Regions from separate parts of the Homo sapiens genome. Here region 2 is linked to region 1. The links are chromatin loops, found by intact Hi-C in ENCODE. Cell type or tissue: PC-3. All regions are shown on one strand.

The links. A loop is a pair of places that touch in the nucleus more often than their neighbours do. Peaks named below come from ENCODE experiments on the same cell type or tissue, not always from the same donor. Only the 100,000 strongest peaks of a DNase experiment are listed, where the experiment ranks them.
Region 2: a loop joins it to region 1, with 2.0 times the contacts of the local background. A loop is called at or near these places in 5 of 110 quality-filtered maps.

Annotation. Positions count from the first base shown.
Region 1 is chr20:49,673,053-49,678,052 of GRCh38, reverse strand. The region is part of intron 1 of B4GALT5 (beta-1,4-galactosyltransferase 5); the gene reads left to right. Among named protein-coding and RNA genes, the nearest start is that of B4GALT5, 38 kb to the left of the region's middle. RefSeq lists an enhancer at 1,376-1,455. In PC-3, a CTCF peak has its summit at 3,050; DNase peaks (open chromatin) are centred at 1,172, 1,992, 2,502 and 3,172; H3K4me3 peaks cover 3,235 bases; H3K27ac peaks cover 3,892 bases.
Region 2 is chr20:49,819,014-49,824,013 of GRCh38, reverse strand. SLC9A8 (solute carrier family 9 member A8) reads right to left here. Exons shown (of 16, transcript NM_015266.3): 3 at 873-953. Among named protein-coding and RNA genes, the nearest start is that of SLC9A8, 8.7 kb to the right of the region's middle. In PC-3, a CTCF peak has its summit at 2,016; no DNase peak of the experiment used is centred here.

The DNA of each region.
Region 1 (5,000 bases):
TTTCAGGCTGGGCGTGATGACTCACGCCTATAATTCCAGCACTTGGGGAGGCTGAGGCGGGCAGATCACCTGAGGTCAGGGGTTCGAGACCAGCCTGACCAACATGGTGAAACTCCTGTCTCTACTAAAAAATACAAAAATTAGCTGGGCATGGTGGCACATGCCTGTAATCCCAGCTACTCAGGAGGCTGAGGCAGGAGAATTGCTTCAACTTGGGAGGCGGAGATGGCAGTGAGCCGAGATTGCACCATTGCACTCCAGCCAGGGCGTTAGAGTGAGACTCCATCCCAAAAATCAATCAATCAATCAATCAATCAAAGATATTTCACCTCTCACAGCCAAATACAGATGTAATTTTGGGGGAGTACGATCCTTATTTTATATTGTGTTCTGATTATATGTAATTTTTGTTTTATCCTTTCAGCTGCGTAAGAAAAACTCAATTTCCACTCTTTTTGCAGACAATTCTTCAAAAATAGATTGCAAAGTTTTCATGTATTCATTTTACCATTTGTTCTTAAGAAGACTTACTTTAACATAATTACCAACAAATGTTTGCACCTAGCATTTCTGCTCAGAGAATGGTGTGAAAGGGGATAAAAATAGTAAGCCTTAGCCAGTGCCAAAGTTGTCAGTGGATTAAAGAATAGTGCTATCCTGGAAATGCTGCTTTAGGGGAGTTGGAGGCAGGGGGTCTTGCTGGGGATGGTGTGCAGAGGGTGGTTGGTGCAGGTAGGAAGAGGTTCCAAGCACCTTGTTAGGCTTAGTTTCTGTGCTATTATCTTAGGGCTAGACTTTTGGGAGGGGTTGTACTTGTACTTCAGTTTGTATGTGGGTCATGTTTGCACCATAGCGGGTGTGGTTATTGACAACTGTGTTTCCCGGTGGTTCCCCTTCCAGCCCATGCTCACCAGATGCCATTAGCAAGTTGTACCTTCTCTAATACCCTGAGGTTTTTCTGAGAAGGCTGCAGAAATACCCCCTAGAACAAAGAAGTCAGCAAAAACAAAACAAAACAAAAAACACCACTTAAGGGTAAGCACACAAACACATACAAATATAAGGACATACATCATAGGTATTGTAATGTTCCAATCCCATAATTTTGGAATGATTACATAGGTGGAATACAGAAGTATCCCTGCTTTTCAGCATGACTGCCCTTGATGACTCATCAAAAAACAGCAGTGCTAGTCATCTTAGACACAGAGGATGTGTGCCATTTAGACTTGTTCTTTTAAATAGTGAAAATTATTGCTTTATGGTTTTATTCTGTGCCCCCCGCCCTCATGCCCCTATGGGCCAGAGAGGCAGTTCACCAACTTCTCTCCAGTTGTGCCTCCCCTTCCTTCCTGTGACTTTAGGGAGTTTGTACGCATCTGCTCTAGTCCTAGAACCATGGGGCCTTCATAGCCCCTGCGCAGTAGCCAAGAGCAATGGGCCTTCTTACGGAAGGAAGAGCTCAGTTGGCAAGTATATCCTGAGCTGAGTTGTGAAGGCACACATTCATACCTCTCTTTATTTTTAATGGGGTTAGCACAGTCTTCAATCAATAGCTTAACTTCATCTCTGCTTTTATTTCTGCTCCTAGCATAAATTATTTAGCACAAATGCAGACATAATCTCAGAAATTACTTAGTATTAGTGTCCTGCTGTGAGCATCATTTTCTTGAGTGTGTTGTGTTCTAACCGCAAATTAGCAAAAGACCCTTCAAGAAAGTCTTTCTGTGGATTCATTTAGGGGGAATTTAGAAGGTTGTAGTCAGTGCTACCTGATCACTTTTATTTTCAGTGAAATTTTGTTTTATTCATAGTATAGTTAATAGCTTTCCTGTAACACACACACACACACTCTCTCTCTCTACATATATATGTATTATGTACATTTTTAAAAGTCACTTTTTACCTGGTAATATCTTAATCCCTTAAGGATTTGTCAGTTGGCCCATCGGTGGACTGAGTCACTTTATGAGTAGGGATTCCGAAAATGCCAAGCTTTGTCTGGGGGGGTTGGGTTGGGGGAGGATGCAATAATAAAAACTCTAACCTTGAAGATGCGGGGAGGGCCTACAGACATGTTGGAATTCAACAATTAGGTATATTTTAGTGTAGCCTCATAGTGCAGCGACCCAGCTGTAAAGATGAAGTCACTCATTCCTGTAATGATTTGCTAGCTTGTTGAACTAAAGTCTAGAGTTGAAAATTCTGCTCCTTTTGAACAGTGATCTAATTGTGAAACGGACAGTTGGCTACTGACAGTTTTCAAATATTAGCCAGTTGCTGATTTTAAAAATAACTGTGAGAAAGGAAGACCAAGGTGAGAAGAGACTAAAAATCAAACAGTCACATGAGGTTTTGTATCTTCAGACAGCTGAAGAAACCCGACAACCTACAAAGATATGATATTTGCTTGGGTAGTTGTAGTTCAGGTGTTTCCTTGTGCACCGAGCCCCTAGTGCATTGCTCATAATAGGTTCTGGGGCAGAGGTACCTGCTGATAGCTCCACAGGGTCATAAGCAACTTTGAACACCCCCAGGAGCCTTGTTGTTGGGCGTGGTGGGAAATGTTAATTGGCCTCTGAGTGAACTAGGAGGTACTGTTAGGATTCTTATCCCTTGATAAACTTACTCCCTGTGGCCGTCTTGTTAATATTTAAAAGTAAAGTGTAAATCCATTACAGGACACCATAATTTAATATTTGTTGCATTTCTGAGCTATGTGGTTGCCAGCATAGGGTCAGTATCCTAAGGCCTTTGAGTTTTCTGAGTTTTAACTCTCAGCTTGACTGTGGGGTGTGTGGGCTTGGGAATTGACTTTTGTTTGAGAGTAACAGCAATCTTAGGAATTAGTGATTTTTTTGGTCCTTGCAAATGTTACTGAACACACGGAACAAGCCAGCCACCAGGCTGCTCGTGGAAGGGGAAGGGAGGCAAAGTTGGGTTTGGTCCCCCTCCCCTGCTCTTATCCCCTCCACTCCCTTTTCTTCCTGAGCTCATGCTTTTGTTGTGATAGATTATTTTTCCCGGGATTTTTTGCTTTTGAAATCTTAGTTTTTGTGTCTTTGCACCTAGCCAGTAGGAGCAGCATTGTCTGAGATCTTAGCAGGTTCCAGAGAACTGTCCATTGTGGGTAGAGTTGGGAGTGGCAAGAACTGAAATTCCAGAGGCAGGAGCCAGGTTTTATGGACTTTTCTGAGTCATACTAAGCATGAGGAATTTGGACCTTGAAAGTGGTGGAAAGCCATTGAGAGACAACAGGAGGATATATTTATCATTTCTTTTAGTTCACCTATGACATTATAGGACGTTATAGGTAAAGACTAAATGCAATTCTTTTTCTTCTTCTTCTTCTTTTTTTTTTTTAATAGGGATGGGGTCTCGCTATGTTTCCCAGGCTGGTCTGGTCTCTGTAACTACTGGGCTCAAGTGATCCTCCCACCTCGGTCTCCTGTGCCTCCCTTCCCCTTCCATGAGCAGTCCTGCGGCTGGCTTATTCAGTAACATTTGCAGACTCACTAAAAAAAGTTACTAATTCCTGGGATTTTGTAATTCCAAAGTGTTGGGATTACAGGCATGAGCCACCACACCCGACCCTAAATGCAGTTCTTGATTCCAAAGACTAAAGAATACTTTACGGGCATAGAAAAACCCCGCAGTGCTTTAACTTCTTATGTGAACATTGCTAGGGTCTTTATTCCCTCTGTAACAATTCCTGGCCCATTTACAGGATTTTTAATATTAGTATACTTTGATTTAGGTTTAGTTGGCAATCTAGATACATCCCAAACCAAACTTTTCCCACATCTTTTTTTTTTTTTTTTTTGAGATGGAGTCTTGCTCTGTCGCCCAGGCTGGAGTGCAGTGACACAGTCTCGGCTCACTGCAAGCTCTGCCTCAGCCTCCCGAGTAGCTGGGACTACAGGCACCTGCCACCACACCTGGCTAATTTTTTTTTTTTTTTTTTTTTTTTTGTATTTTTAATAGAGATGGGATTTCACTGTGTTAGCCAGGATGGTCTAAATCTCCTGACCTCGTGATCCGCCCACCTCGGCCTCCCAAAGTGGTGGGATTACAGGCGTGAACCACCATGCCTGGCCCCCAGAACTTTTTATTATGAAAAAATTCAAACTTACAGAAAAGTTGCAAGAATAACACAATAAAAGCATTATCTTCCATCTGGAGTCAACAGTTACCACTATTTTGCTTTTTTTGTTTGAACTGTGGCTCTGCTTTCTCCACTGAGCCACGTTAAATTGTTGATAATTATCCAGGCAGTTAACCTTTAAATACTTCAGCACACATCTCTTTAAAAAATGACATTCTCCTGTTTAATCAAAGTACTATTATTGCATCTAAGAAAATTAACAGTACTTTCATAATCTTTTCAATACTTGATCTTAGCCAGAAGGCCGAGAAGTGATCATAATACTTTCTAATATCCAGTCCTCATCCAGTGGTGCTCAGAATGTTATTTGTAGCTGCCCCCATCCCCAAAATAACATATTACATTTGGTTATGTCTGTTAGTCTTTAGTAGCTTTCTCACCCCATCCACTGCTCATTGTAGTAACTCTTTGAGAAAGAGTTCAGGCCAGTATTATTGCATGTCCTACATTCTGGAATTGCCTAGTGTCACTTTGATGTGTTCCCTAGTTTTCTGGTTGTTTTTTTTTTGAGTTGGAGTCTCTCTTTGTCACCCAGGCTGGGGTGCAGTGGCACGATCTCGGCTTGCTGCAATCTCTGCCTCCTGGGTTCAAGCGATTCTCCTGTCTCAGCCTCCTGAGTAGCTGGGATTACAGGCATCCACCACCACGCCCAGCTAATTTTTGTATTTTTAGTAGAGATGGGGTTTCACCATGTTGGCCAGGCTGGTCTCGAACTCCTGACCTTGTGATCCGCCTGCCTCGGCTTCCCAAAGTGCTGGGATTACAGGTGTGAGCCACTGCGCCTGGCCAATCCACTGTATTTTTGTAAACCAGAAGATAAGTCTAAGAGCTTGAT
Region 2 (5,000 bases), 150 kb before region 1:
TTTCCAAAGCTAATCTAAACAATAACTATCTTGTGAAAGAATTACTACTCCACTAAAGATCTACCAGGCAATGAAAGTTAATTTCTAAACATCAGCAGTGATCAGGAAAAATTAAATACCATCAGTAGGCAAGTAGAAACTAGTAAAAGTGACTGCAATATAATAAACTGATAAAAAGCTTTGGCTGACCTTAGTAAGACTTTATTTACTGTGCCTTACATGTCTCCACCCACATTTTAGCCTTGAACTTACACTTACGGAAATTCCCCACTTCTTCCTTCACTAACCACTTCAATGAACTTGTGTGTGCATTCACACCTGTTATTACACGGGTTCATTCACTGCAACTAGATCTCAACAGTTAATTGGCACAGGAAACAAAACAGAAATGTAAGTGGGGTAGAGCACAATGCTCTCTGAAGACTTTAGACCTGACTCTGGCATTAAGTGAGCCATTTCTTCCTCCTAAACTGTAAAGTCAGAGTCCCTTCTGTCTATAAAATTGAGTGATTCTATGAAGTGTCATTACTTACCTTAGTTGAGTTGGATGTCAGCCTAGCCTAGCAGTAGAGGTCAATGTTCCCCAAGGGTAGTTCTACCAGAAGCAAAAGGCTAAGAAAGGGCCTTTGAGCTGTACAGAGCTGTATGGCCTTTGGGCTTCTACATGACCTTTAGGAGGTCACTACCCTTCTTGAGCCCCAGTGTCCTCATCTGTAAAATGGGATCATAGCACCCTTAGGGCAGGTTGCAGTGAGGATCAAATGAGATCAGGGATGTGATGCATCTCTTGTGGTTCCTGGCACTAAAGAGGCACTCAAAAAATGGTAGTTATTGTTACTGCTTTTATTATGGAATCACCAATACACACTTACCTAAAGAAACAACAGCAACACTCTCTGGCAAGAAATGTAATCTGTATCGGATCAGTAAATGCACCAATATGATGCAGATAGCTGTGGAAAAAAAAATAATACAATGTTTTAAAAAAAACACTCAATTCTGAATGATAAACACCAAGTTCAAGTCAGTGGTTATTTCTGGGGGGGTCCTCACAGAAATGGACAATTGGAATAACACAGTGAACTTCAGCGGTGTTTTTCGTGTCTCATTTCTTAAACTGGAGGTACATTTACAATGTTTATTATATTTTCTCTATACTTCTTTGTCTGCCTGAACTAGTTTGTTTCCCAGTAGTTATTGGAAGAGGAACAGAAATCTAACTTTTTTGAGACAGGGTCTCACTGTGTCATCCAGGCTAGAGTGCAGTGGTATGATCTAGGGTCACTGCAGTCTCAACTTCCCAGGCTCAGGTGATTCTCCCATCTCAGCCTCCCAAGTAGCTGGGACTAGAGACACATGACACCACACCCAACTAATTTTTTTGTATTTTTAGTAGAGATGGGGTTTCGCCACATTGCACAGGCTGGTCTCCAACTCTTGGGCTCAAGCAATCCACTCACCTTGGCCTCCCAAAGTGCTGGGATTACAGGCGTGAGCCACGGTGATCAGCCAGAAACCTATTTTTTTATATAAGCTGTTAAACCTTATAAAATTATTTAAAATTATTCAAATTTTTCTGATTCTGAGAAATGGTCTTCAACTTTTTGGAAGTGATTATCAACTGGAACACTATATGGTGAAGAGGAAGTCAATGAAATCAATCACTTTTACATAAATGTAACTGCAACAGATTGCATTGACACAAATTATTTTGCCATCATGTGACTGGCTCTTAACATAGAGGGAAGTAAGGGTTTTACAAACAGGAAAAAGTAAATGGTTTGGTGACAAGAACATCAGAGATCTGAATATGGAACACTCCTGCTCCCCAGCTGGGTGCAGCTGTGTCCTGCCATTCCCATCGGCTGAGGACTTCCCATGAGCCATGAACTAGGCTGAACACCCCAAATACTCTCTCATTTAATCCTCCAACTTCCCTCGGAATTAGCTGTCATTACCACTATCTTCTCTGATTACAAATCAGAAAACTGAGGCTTCTAGACATCACAGCCCCTGTCACACCACTGGTAGGTGCTGCAGTATTGAGTCAGATTCCAAATCTGTGCTCTTAACCACAGCATACCCCACCACCTCCCACTTGGCTGGATGCCTTCATTCCTCAATCTCCAAAACAGAATAATGTCTAACTTTCCTCACAGAGGTGTTGTTATGAAAGAAAATAAGAAGATGTAAAATAAAACGATTTGAAAGGGATATTTCTGCCCCCACCAACCCCCCGGCAAAAAAAATGGGTACTTCACAAAAATTATTCCTGAATGTAATTTCCTAATCCAAATGTTAGCGTGCATGTCTTTCTTTTACTGGGCACCTAGATGGTATACCAGCTCATCAACCACAGTATTAACAGGACTAACATTAATTTTGTTATTTTTTTCAAGGAAATGTTTAAACAATCCACATGCCTGTTAACTGGTCACCCTCAGAGGCTGCACTGACAAATTAGGTTTCTTTAATCCCACCAAAAAACACCAGGTGGCCAGAGTGTTGTAAATGTAGACATTTTGTCCTCTTTTCATTCTGTGCTTTAAACTATCAATCTGTGGTGTTATTTTTATATAAATATTTAACCTAGTTAGAAATCCTACATTAAATACTAATGGCAAGAAAAAAGTTCCAGTGCATAAACATAACATGTGACTAATGAACATGCCCAATGTCTAGACAAAACAAAAAACGGCAAATAAGCACATAAGTGGACAGAAAATAGACCAAGAGAGTTGAACCAGTTTCTGCTCTTCCTTTGTACCAAGCTAGATTTTTAAAAATTTAAGTTATTCTCATAAATAGATCAAACAACTCTTTGCGGCTTTAAGAGCAAAAGGGGAAACTATTAACAGAAAGAGTTAATATAAGGCTCATCAATGCCAGGTAACAGCCTTCAGCCATTAAAAAGAATAAAGTCAGAAAAGACAATCCATAGAAGGGGAGAAAATATTTGCAAATCATATATCTGATAAAGGTGTACTATCCACAATATATAAAGAACTCTTAAACTCAACAGCCAAGAGACAAACACCACAGCTTTTAAACGGGCATAGGACATGAATAGACAAAAGATGTTCAACATCAATAGTCACAAGGGAAACTAAAATCAAAATACAATGATTCACTGGAAGGACATGTAAGATTTTTTAAAAAATACAGTGAGGGCCTGGTGCGGTGGCTCACACCTGGAATCCCAGCACTTTGGGAGGCTGAGGCAAGCAGATCACCTGAGGTCGGAGTTCAAGACCAGCCTGGCCAACATGGTGAAACGCCGTCTCTACTAAAAATACAAAAATTAGCAGGGTGTGGTGGTGCGCACCTGAATCCCAGCTATATGGGAGGCTGAGACAGGAGAATCACTTGAACCCAGGAGGTAGAGGTTGCAGTGAGCCAAGATCATGCCACTGCACTCTAGCCTGGGAGACAGAGCAAGATTCCATCTCAAAAAAAACAAAACAAAACAAAAATACAATTTCATATCCACTAGGATAGCTATAATTTTTTTTTTCCCCGAGACAGAGTCTCACTCTGTCACCCAGGCTGGAGTGCAGTGGTGCAATCTCAGCTCACTGAAACCTCCACCTCCCAGGTTCAAATGATTCTAGTGCCTCAGCCTCCCGAATAGCTGGGATTATAGGTGTATGCCACCACGCCCACACCCAGCTAATTTTTTTGTATTTTTAGGAGAGACAGGGTTTCGCCATATTGCCAGGCTGGTCTCGAACTCCTGGCCTCAAGTGATCTTCCCGCCTCAGCCTCCCAAAGTGCTGAGATTGCAGGTATGAGCCACCACGCCCAGTCTATCATTTTTTTAAAACCAGAAAACAAGTGTTCGCAAGAACATGGAGAAACCGGAACCCTTGTAAAATGGTGCAGCCCCTGTGGAAAACATTTGTCAGTTTCTGAGAAAGTTAAACATACAGTAACCGTTTGACTCGGCAATTCCACTTGCAGGTATATATCCAAAAGAAATAAAAACATTTATCCACACAAAAGCCTATACACAAATGTTCACAGCAGCAGTATTCACAACAGCCAAAAGGTAGAAACAATCCAAATGTTCACTGATGAATGAATAAACATCATGTGGCATATCCATACAGTGGAATATTACTCAGCCATAAAAAGGAATGCAATTCTAACATATGCTATAACATGAATCTTGAGAACATTATGCTAAGTAATAGAAACCAGACACAAAAGGCCACGTATTATATGGTTTCATTTATATGAAATATTCTAAATAGGCAAATTCCTAGAGACAGAAAGCAGAATAGTGGTTGCCAAGGACTAGAAAAGGGAGGGATGGGGAATGACTGCTTTTAATGGTTTTCTTTTGGGGTGATGAAAATGTTCTGAAACTAGATAGTAGTGATAGCTGCACAACATTGTGAATGTACTAGATGCTGCTGAACTGTACATTTTAAAGTGGTTAAAATTGTAAATGTATGTTATGTATTTACTACAAAAAAAAAAGAATGAGGTAGACAGAAAAAACACCAATACAATGATCTCCAAGACATTCTGTGAGATGAAAAGGCAAGTTATGGGACCCCATTTATGTCAAAACAAATTTGCAACTCCAAACATGTATTATTTGTGTTTCTGCATGTACTTACGAATATACATCTGTATATGCAAAAACAAGCACGTTTTCAAGTACACTTGGAAAAAAACCGAGCAAGAAAGGGCAAACACTTCTGTGTGGTATGGAGGGTGTGCTTTCAATTTTTCATGCCTGGAGTAATGACTATGGAAAATATATAAAACACATATCAATCATAATAACTCCATTAAGTTTCAAGGCCCATAAAATGTATGTGTCAAATAATGTTAATTGTTAATCTAGTGTAAGTAAATAACAATGATTCCCCATTTTTTCTTGTGGAGTCAAAGATCAACAACGGTTAAATGCAAGTCAACTGATTTCAAGCTTCTAAAAATCAAAAGTAACTACAGAGTTTTGTCATCCCTTCTCAACAAAGAGGAACACA